2 separate regions of the Homo sapiens genome follow, and region 2 is linked to region 1. A link is a contact called in ENCODE Hi-C or POLR2A ChIA-PET data. All regions are on one chromosome and are shown on one strand. Each heading gives the region's core, a stretch centred on a gene start or an enhancer-like site at or near the end of the contact. The rest is flanking DNA. Distances are from core to core; before and after follow the strand shown. Region 1 overlaps LOC105377136 (a long non-coding RNA gene). Region 2 has its middle 6.6 kb from the start of EPCIP.

Evidence for each region. Hi-C counts contacts between places; a loop is a spot of excess contacts on that map. ChIA-PET counts read pairs that join two places held with the same protein, here RNA polymerase II (POLR2A).
Region 2: a loop to region 1 is called in a map of heart right ventricle, with 4 times the contacts of the local background. The contact joins two enhancer-like sites. A Hi-C loop is called at or near these places in 1 of 168 maps with a recorded cell type or tissue (heart right ventricle). POLR2A ChIA-PET finds 5 or more read pairs at or near these places in 3 of 52 experiments (PC-3, activated CD4-positive, alpha-beta T cell and activated CD8-positive, alpha-beta T cell).

Annotation. Positions count from the first base shown.
Region 1 is chr21:32,884,081-32,889,431 of GRCh38, forward strand. It overlaps LOC105377136 (a long non-coding RNA gene), which reads left to right. Exons shown (of 6, transcript XR_937669.3): 2 at 24-147; 3 at 1,852-1,988. Among named protein-coding and RNA genes, the nearest start is that of LINC01690, 72 kb to the right of the region's middle. Within about 2 kb of position 2,416, at least 2 of the 41 ENCODE cell types and tissues checked have a DNase peak (open chromatin) inside an H3K27ac peak, as active enhancers do.
Region 2 is chr21:32,817,621-32,822,971 of GRCh38, forward strand. No RefSeq gene overlaps it. Among named protein-coding and RNA genes, the nearest start is that of EPCIP, 6.6 kb to the left of the region's middle. Within about 2 kb of position 2,256, at least 2 of the 41 ENCODE cell types and tissues checked have a DNase peak (open chromatin) inside an H3K27ac peak, as active enhancers do.

The sequences.
Region 1 (5,351 bases), core at 1,166-3,665:
ATGAGACAAATTTTCTTTTACAGCTCATAAACGAGCTCTCGAGGCAGTTTTGTTAGGCTCCAAAAAAGGCTTTCACGAGGTCAATGCCGGTGGCATAAGTACCTGCTGGGCTTCCCAGGACAGCAGCTGACAGCACAGGCTTGGCAGGTAGGAGGCGTCCTTGGGCTTCACTCTCATGCATGATGTCACCTTCCAGCGACACATGGAAGTGGATATACCCCTCCCTAGTGCTGCATCCTCATAAACTCTCTAGTTACTCCAGAGATAGAGTTTCTACAACATGCAGGATCTGTTGCACGCCGTTCCATGCATTGTCAAAAGCGCTCCCTTCCACTGATCTGCCAGATGATGGTGCCCTGGGCAGTGACCTGACCCTTTGAACAGGTGAAAAGATCATCTCAGGAAATCAATAGAGATGCTTACTGCTGTTGCTCATCCCTGAAAATCTTTAAGGTTCTCCATGTTAACATATGTACTTTTAACTCAGCCCTTGTTCTGAAAAAGGAGCTGCGCTTTGCCAGGTAACTCGATGCCCTCTTCACCCAAGGGTCAAGGCTCAGAGCTGACGAGCTCTGGCAGCTCTGTCAGAGGTCGTGCCCTTCCCCTGCATGAAGGCTTTCATGAATGGCATTGCGCACACCCCTGGGAGGAAAATGCCCCCCTAAGATGCTGCTCTTGGCATCCCATAGGGGCCTGCGCCAGCTTCAGATCGACCACTCTCCAGAGCAGATGCTGGGACAGGCAGGGCAGATGGTCTCGCCATGCCGTCTTAGCTCCCATCACCTTGTCACAGAGGGACTCGAGATCAGAGGGGTCCAGAGTTCTCTTTTCCTGTCTTTTCCTCTTGTGTTGCTTCTTTCCTAGGTAGATAGATAGATGGCTGATGATAGACAGGATGGATGGATGGGTGGTGGATAGAGAGGTAGAGAAATGCCATGAAGTGCAAAGTAATAAGTAGCTGAAATTCTGTCATTTTTTTCTTTCCCAATACTTTGTAAACAGTAAAAAGAATGGGTAGGCCATCAGTAAACAGCTATTATGTGTACTGTCATTATCACGTTCAATATTGTATGCTTGCTATTATTCTTCTTTCTCTCACCTTCGAGTAAACATTAACTGAACATCTAATATGTGCCAAGCACCCTGGACAGCCAGACTCCCATCCAACCTTCCACATCACCTCAGGTCACCATCTTGCAGGTACCCCCAGGTCTGATCTCACTGAATTACTCACCAACTCTCCATTCTCCCAGAACTCAATACCCTACTCCCTCTTCCTAAAGCAGCCTTTCATTTCCTGCACCTGGCAAAGATTATTCAACCCTAAGGACCTCTAGCAAATGTCACCTCCTCTCTGAAGCCCACCCCGATAGGCTTCCCTTCTTTTAGTACCTATTGTATCCTGATTATTGGTTCATATGTGTGATTATCTGCATACACCATAAGCTTCCCTTTAATCATCTTGTACTTTCTTTTTTTATATATATATTTTTATTATACTTTAAGTTCTAGGGTACATGTGCACAACATGCAGGTTTGTTACATATGTATACATGTGTCATGTTGGTGTGCTGCACCCATTAACTCTTCATTTACATTAGGTATATCTCCTAATGCTATCCCTCCCCACTCCTGCCATCCCACAACAGGCCCCGGTGTGTAATGTTCCCCTTCCTGTGTCCAAGTGTTCTCATTGTTCAATTCCCACCTATGAGTGAGAACATGCAGTGTTTGGTTTTTTATCCCTGCGAGAGTTTGCTGAGAATGATGGTTTCCAGCTCCATCCATGTCCCTACAAAGGACATGAACTCATCATTTTTTAATCATCTTGTACTTTCTACCCACCCCCAGACACCCCTGAGAGAGTCTTCGGCACATATGATGTCCTCTATTGATGTTTGCTGAATAGATGAGGATGCCAAAAGAGGGAGGAGATACCAAAAGAGGGAAAGAAGGACACCCAGAAGACAAATGGTGCTCACCTTGAGGTAGGTTGGAGAGGGTGATCACAGCCTTCCTTGAAAGGAAACAGGAAAGTTGTCAAACTTATGGAGAGACCAAACCACCCGACAGTGCACAAACTGCATCTGAGGCTCTTGGTTAGGACATCCTGGAGCAGAGAGGAGCAGGGGCAAAAGGGAAAATCCCCAAGTCCGCACAGATGCACAAGTCCACGACCAATGTCCTTAAGCTGAACCATGCTCATTTTAATGCTAAAAACACACCCCTGGGTGGAGATTTCAGATGCTAATGAGACATGGGATGTATGTGCTAGCGTGTACAGCAGTAGTGCGTGGGCATCCAGGAGACCTCCCACGGCATGCTTAACAACAATGCCCATTCCCATCCTTCATGAATAATCATGTAAGACTCCTATAAAGGGAGCTCCCTCAGCGTCAGTGGGCGCTGTCAGCCTGCTCTAACCCAGCTATCGGAGTGTACTTTCGCTTTGCAATAAGCTCCTTTACCTACTTTCACTTTGGACTCGCTCTCAAATTCTTTTGTGCCGTGAAGTCAAGAGCCTGAACCTGCACACCAACAACAACCTCACAAATGTGGGTTGCACCTTCCTGGGTACTACACAGCCATAAACACAACTTGCTCCCTCTCATGCATCTTCAGTCTCTTCCTCTGGCACCTAATAGTCTTGACATGGGTTGGTCTGGTTAATCTTTCAGTTTTTCCCCTTTACCAAAATACCTAGCAGATAACTTTTATAGACAGGGACCCCACTGTGCTGAGCCCTGTGAGCCCCCGACATTCTCTTTTCCTGCATTCGGTACAGTCCAGGAATGAGGGCTGCATTCCATTTCTACTGTTAAGGATGAAGAAGATGCTCGCAGATTTGGAAACTGCCTCACAGTTCACCATCAGCTTTTTCGTGGCTTTTGCTGTTAAAGCCTCTGGTCCCTGGGACAGCCCCTGGTTCTAGATTCCCACAGTCTGCAGCATCCTTGTCTTGGTCCCAATTCTCTTCTTGCCCATGAGACTCTCAGCCCTTCTGCAGGCCCACAGGGACATGTGGTGTCCCTGGGTGTCTTACATACATGGAGGGTTTGGTATATATGGGTTTGCTCATCTGATCAGGCTGTGAAACCCCACACTTTTCCAGGAACTAACAGACAGACTGAAACAGGTGGACAGCCAGCCAGCTGTCCCCAAGCCATCCTCCCTGTGGTGATATCTCAGAACGAGACCTTTGGGTATCATAGTGACCTCTGGGCTCTGACTGTGTTGAGAAGCTATTAAATGTCTGCTGAAAGAACAGCAACTTCCCTGTGAGAAAAGCAGGAGAATCATTAACATTTTCTCTCCAAAATGGGAGCAAGTGTTGGGCCCAGAAATGGAAACCAGCAAGTGATGTAAAAAGTTTTTCTATGAAAGATGCTTATCAAATCCTGGCTCAAAACAAGGAAGAATGCTAAAATTTGCAAATGAAATATAATTAGTGTGACCACTCTTCCCTGCATGCCTCAGATACCTCTTTTTCTGTGGTGTTGTTAATTGGTCCTATACATCCTTAAAAATAACATAGAAAGTTATTGAGCTAGCAAGTGTTCTAAATATTTTATTAGAACACATCCTGGGAATTTTTAAAAATGTGTAGATGTTTTGTCTCACCCAACAGACACACACACACACACACACACACACACACACACACACACCTGTGTATGGACAAAAACACATCCTCTTTTGCGAGTTATGGAAGGGAGACAGTATTGCTTGGTCCACCCCAAACTCCCACTTATCTGTCTGGGAACTGCCCTCCACATTCTTGGGGTTCCCATGGGATCTGCCATGTTCTTACCTTCCCAGACCTGTCAGCCTCAGATGATTGCTCCTGTGGTTGGTTCCTGACCCAGCTAGACCAGTGCCTCCTTGTCCCAAGATGTGCATACCTGGGACATAGATAGTCGGCTCATAAGTCTCAACGGCCATAGCTATAAGATGTGACAACAGTGTAGACACTGTTGTCTACATGAGGTAAATGATGGCTTACAGCTAGACAGAAGAAAGACACAGAGACAAGAGGCAGAGAGAGGTTCTTGATAGCTTTGGAGACCCTGGAGGCAGGTGTTCCTGAGGCCAAGCTCTGTCCCCTCCTGCATCTTGGTTGGGCAACAGTTCCTTAGATTTGATGAGATTTTCTAGGGTTTGCTGTCTACTTTTCTTTATGGCCTGCAGGGTAAGAATTTACATTTTGAATGGTTGAAAAAAAAAAACAGAAGAGTAAAATACTTTGTGACATGTAAAAATTATGTGAAATTCAAATAGAGTTTTATTGGAACAGAGTCACACTGATTTATGTATTGCTGTGGCCACTTTTGTGCTACAATGGAAGAATTGAGTAGTTGTGACAGAGACCCTCAAATAGCTGGAAAAGCATAAAATATTTGACTCTTTATAGAAATCAAACTATCTGGCTTTTTATAGAAACAAAGGGCTGACCCTAAAGTCAGCAACAATGAAGGGCCTTTTAAGAAGCCATGAAATGAAATCAGCTCTTTGAAATGTCACTCATTGCTGCGAGATCTCTGGTACTTGTATATTTGGGAAGAGGTTCTAACTGCAACCATTGTCCTTTAGGAAAAAAAGAAAAAGGGAACACATAGAAGCCAACTCCAGCCTTTAAACACGTAGGAGATCCTCAGCTATTTGTATGTGTAAAATGAAGGAAGACCAATGCCTGCTTTCCCTCCCTCTCAATCCAGTCAAGAAACTATGTAGTCAAGACTTACATAGTTCCAGGAACAGGAAACTCACTCTACAGCCTTGTGAAGAAACTGATTCCATCTTTGGACACTTCTTTATAATAAACCCCAAATCTCTCTCCTTAGAACTCATACCTAGTGACTCCATTTGCTTCTCTTGAGGTCATCAATATCAAATCTGCCTTCCTCATGACAGCCTTTCAAATATTAACAGACACTGTCATATGTTTCAAATATTAAAAAATACTGTCATATGTTTGTTCTCTCAATTCTTCATCCCAGCCCTTTCAGCTGTGTCTCTTGTAACGCAGGATTTTATTCCCCTGAGCATCCCAGCTCCTCTTTTTTGAATACATTCCTTTCCTTTTACATCCCCGTTCAGATGCATTCCTTAGCACTGGATGTCACACTCTGGTCTACACAAAGGAGAGGAAGACCATTGCTGCCCCTTCTTCTAGATGTTGTCTGTTGACTTCCATTGATTGCTTTCAGTTGCATGATATTTAATTTAAGAAATCACATGGCCGGCACTGTCCATTGGAAAAGTGTGATGTTAAGGTCCCAAATAGTTCCAAGGAGTGGACTGCAGTGTGTGTGCACCTTGCTTTTAGAGAAAAGGCAGCCTGGAATGGAATT
Region 2 (5,351 bases), core at 1,006-3,505, 67 kb before region 1:
ATGGAATTCTAGCTTTGTCCTTGACCAATTTTGTTTTCTTTCTCCGTTTTATTTTTTATCATAAAAGCAATGCAGTTTTTCTGATAGCACATTCAGATAATATCCAATGTATTAAGCAAAAGTGAAAATCCACACCCCCCTCTACAACTGATCTTCTGGAAATAATGTCTGGTGTAAGTCTGCAGTGAAGCAAATCTTGCTTGATTGTTCACTAACGTGTTCCTTAAAATCTTTTACCTTGGGCCTGGCATGGTAGCTCACATCTGTAATCCCAGCACTTTGGGAGGCTGAGATGGGAGGAGCACTTGAAGATAGGAGTTTGAGACGAGCCTGAGCAACATAGTGAGACCCTGTTTCTGCAAAAAATAAAAAATTAGCCAGGTGTAGAGGTGCCCACCTATAGTCCCAGCTACTCAGGAGGCTGAGGTGGGAGGATCTCTTGAGCCCAGGAGTTTGAGGCTGCAGTGAGCCAAGATCGCGCCATTGCACTCCAGCCTGGGCAACAGAGCACGACCCTGTCTCTGAAAAAGAAAAAAAAAATCTTTTACCACAAGGCCTCAAATTCCACTGTTTCTGACACCCTCTCTTCATGGATTCTCATCTGGATTCTCTACCACCCCCTACTTAACTGCCTCCAAATCACTACCAGTGTCTTCTATAAGTGTTTCTTCCATCTGGGGCAGGAGTCATCTCAGGGTCTCTCTTTCCTTCCCAACTTCCCTTCCCCTTCCTTCTTTGGCAACTTTAACATCTGTATTCTCAGCTCACTGCAGGCCGTCAGCACTCATGTCCTCACCTCATGGCCTTGCTGGGCCCCAGAGCTTGTGCAGGGCTCTATGTGTGTTCCTTCTCCCTGCTCCATCCTCACAGTGTCTCTAGATATCAGCGCCTCTGGCTTTACCTCTTCCATCCACCCTCAGCTCCCTGCCCTGCTGCATCCACACTGCCCTGACCCCTACCGAGGTGACCCCTACCTATGACCTTTGCCCTCTGCAAAGTCCACTCTGGGTCCTCTCATGGTCTGCTTCCTCAGCATCCACTTTAGGGTACAGGCACTCATGGAGAAAATGCAGAGAACTAAGAATTCCTAATGCTTGGTTTCCTGAGAACCCCTGATGTGATCCCGGAAGTCTTCCAGCGGTTCTGGCCCAGTGGCTGCAATAACTCTTCTCCACTTGTGTCAGATACTCACTGCTGTCACAGCATCCCTGGCCTCGTGAGAAGGCCTTGCATCTGAGAGGAGCCAGGAATCGTACCAGGGCTTTCTTACCATCCTGCTCACACCTATATACTCCTTAGAACATGAACATCTTGGATCAGACACCTCGTAAGCACTGCCTCAGCTCCTTTCAGCCACACCTGTCTTTGATTCCAGCCGCCACTGTAGTGACAGTTCTGCCATGAGCCTGACCAGCTGCATGTAGAACTAACTTGCAAGCACCTCTCACCTCCCATCCGAAGCCTTCTCTGTCATCTCTGCAGCCTGGGACAGACACTGCAAACACTCCTTAGTAGTCTCATGAATGCAACCTGAAGTTCCGGGGACTTAATGCCTCCATGGAGTGATCCTTTGACCAATGGGGGATTCCTCCTTTCTCAATCCAGGCAGACAGTCCTGAGATGCGTGCCTTGTGGCTTCTCAGGTGGTTCACAGAATCAAGCAGTAACTTACCTTGCGCTGCCCCTCACCGCTTCCCTCTCCCTCACTCTTGCTTCTAGGGATAGCAGTTCCCAATACAGTGCTTGCATATATGTATATATATGCTTTTCTGATGTTCTACTCTCTGGGAAAATCAGGCTAAGCCACATTCTTTCTTCTTTCCAGATTCTAAAATAAATTCTTCTACCTGTGAGCTAAAAGCAGCCCTTCCCAACTCCTGCGTTTCTTCTCTAGTGATGGCCTCATCTCTTCCAATAAGTAGAATCTTGATCTTGATAGTTTTAAGAAATGTATCCTTAGAGCTTCGAAAATCCCTCTTTTCAGAGTACCCCTCATATGGAATTACCTCCATAAAATGATGGGAAGAATACCTGAAGCATCGAAGTGATATCTTCAGTCCCTTAGATGGTTTTTAAAGAACTAAAGTAGTCATCATACATCATCTTAGTGGCGACATTACCCATGGGCTTATCTGAATCTACAAAGCAGCGGAGTCCCTCTCACTTCATGATAGTTACAGCACATACGATTAGCAGAGAATAACAAAGGCATGATATGATACAGATGTTGGGCAGCTAGCGAGGCATGCTCTCCAAATAAGTGACTCACTCTTGTGCGGCAGTTCCTCAGCGGATGTGATTCCAGTGTGTGCCTTGGCAAAATTTAGAAATTACAACATGGTTTGGCCCATAGAGGTTGATGACAAATGGTAAGAACCATAGAGATTAAAGCATAAATATCAGGAATATCCTGTACTTTCTATCTCTTAATCCCTGCTGTCTGTTCTTTGGACTTCAGATGTGCAAGGCCTCCTCATTCTGAAATGCAGAAAGTGTCACTTGACTCTGTAGTGCCACTTAGGTGTCATTTCACTGTTGCACAGATCTACTGGAACTTCACTCTCCAAGTCCTCTCACAACTTGCTTGGCCTTACTGTACTTCTCTTATTTGTGGCACCTGACTATTAGCCAACCTTTCCTTGGTCTTCCACTGTCATGCATGATTCTATAACTTTTTCCTGGTGCTTATAATATTATTTTACTGGTCACATCCTTTCTATCTCTCTCTCTCTCTCTCTCCCCTTTGGGCTCTTCTTTCTCTCTCTCTTTTTTTTTTTTTGAGGTGGAGTCTCCTTCTGTCGCTCAGACTGGAGTGCAGTGGCACCATCTCAGCTCACTGCAACCTCCACTTTCCAGGTTCAAGCGATTCTCCTGCCTCAGCCTCCCGAGTAGCTGGGATTCCAGGCAAGCACCACCACACCCAGCTAATTTTTGTATTTTTAGTAGAGACGGGTTTTTGCCATGTTGGCCAGGCTGGTCTTGAACTCCTGACCTCAAAGTGATCCACCCGCCTCGGCCTCCCAAAGTGCTGGGATTACAGGTGTGAGCCATGGCACCTGGCCTATTTTTCTTTTCTTGAGCAGCACCTAAAGTGTTGTCCTTAACCCTGCTCTTCTTCATGAGTTCTAGTCACTTGTTTCAGTTATATGAAGGTCACCCCCGCTTGGAGAATAAACTCAACACAGACTATTAGAAATAAGAGGGCTGTCTTATTGACACTTACTTGTAATCTATCCTCAGTTTGAATGCTTCCAGAGATGAAAGGCTTGCCTCCTCACACAGCAGCATTTTTTTCATTTTTGGAGAGCTCTATTATGTAAAATAATTTCTTATGTATGGCTAAATCTGTCTCCTGGGAATTTTGAGACATTGGCTGTTTTTCCGCCCTTAAGAGTAACACTGAAAAATCTTCCCTCTTCTTTCTGATAACACTTAGCAATGCTCTTTTGGCTCCTGTGAAGCTTTTCTGAGTCCCAAAGTCTCTCAGACCCCAAGCCTTAGAAACATTTTGACTCTTCCTTCTTTAATCCAAGAGCCAACAAATCATCAAATACTGGAAATTGTAGTTTGAAATTTCTCCTGCAGAAAAAGCACATTTCAATGTGTAATAATTAAAATTATAGAAATAATAACTTATTCTTTTTTGAGACAGGGTCTCGCTCTGTCACCCAGGCTGGAGTGCAGTGGTGCGATCTCCGCTCAGTGTAGCCTCGACCTCCTAGGCTCAAGCAATCCTCCCATTTCAGCCTTCCAAGTAGCTGGACCCACAGGCATGCACCACCATGCTCAGCTAATTTTTATACTTTTTTTGTAGAAGCAGAGTTTTGCTATGTTACCCATAGTGGTCTCAGACTCCTGAGCTCAAGCAATCAGCCTGCCTCAGCCTTCCAAAGTGCTGGGATTTCAGGTGCGAGCCACTGTGCCCAGCCAGCAATAAATAACAACTTCTCTCAACTTAATTTAGAGAGCTAATTCAATAGTGATTTTAAAAATCCAATGGAAATTGATACAAATATCGAAGGAGTTGATACAAGTATTCTGAAGTTCAATGAGATAATAAAGAAAATATTCAAAATATGAAGAATAATAAGGGGGGATTAGTCATTTGACTTATTAAAACAAAATGATACTTTGGTAGGTTGATGTGGGTGGATCACTTGAGACCAGGAGTTCAAGACCAACCTGGCCAACATGGCAAAACCCTGTCTCTACTAAAAATTCAAAAATTGGCTTGGTGTGGTGGCATGCACCTGGTACCGCAGCCATTTGGGAGGCTGAGGCACTAGAATCCTTGAACCAGGAGTTGGAGGTGGCAATGAGCTGAGATCCACCACTGAACTGCAGCCTGGGCAATAGAGCAAGGCTCTGTCAAAAAAAACAAAAAACAAAAAACAAAACAAAAAAAACCCACCAAAACACAAAAATCAAAATGGCAGTCACTGAAATAGTGCAGTACTGACATGAACAGAGACAGACTGTAACCACAGGTGGCGGTGCACACCTGTAGTCTCAGCTATTTGGGATAATCACTGGAGCCCAAGAGCTCGAGGCCAGCCTGAACAACACAGTGAGACCCTGTGTCTGAAAAATGTTGTTTTGAATTGATATATAAAAGAAGAAAATATATATTACTGAGGAGATTAAGGATTACTCAGCAATAATTTGGAATCACTGGCTATGAATTTGGAGGAAAATGCAAATATAGATTGTCACTATATATGGAATGAAGTCTATATGGGATTAATAAATTCTTAAAAATAAAATCATAGGAAAATGAGGTAAAAATTAATTGAATAGTAAATAAACTTTTAAGATAAGAAGTACAGGTTAAGTTTCCCTTATCCAAAATATTTGGGACCAGAAGTGTTTTGGATTTCAGATGCTCTTTGGATTTTGAAATATTTGCATGTACATAATGAGAGATATAAGGGGATGGGGCCCAAATCTAAACAGGACATTTATTTATGTTTCAAATACACCTGATACACATAGCCTGAAAGTTATTTTATACAATATTTAAAATAATGTTTTGCATGAAACACAGTTTGTATACATTGAACCATCTGAAAGCAAGTGTCACTATCTCAGCCACCCGTGTGGGCATTGCTGTTTGGTATCACTGTTATTCCAGACTCTGAATATATATGCTAGTGATAAAAATCATTTTTGGCCAGGTGCGGTGGCTCACGCCTGTAATCCCAGCACTTTGGGAGGCTGAGGAGGGCAGATCATGAGGTCAGGAGATCAAGACCATCCTGGCTAACATGGTAAAACCCCATCTCTACTAAAAATACAAAAAATTAGCCAGGCGTGGTGGCACGGGCCTATAATCCCAGCTACTTGGGAGGTTG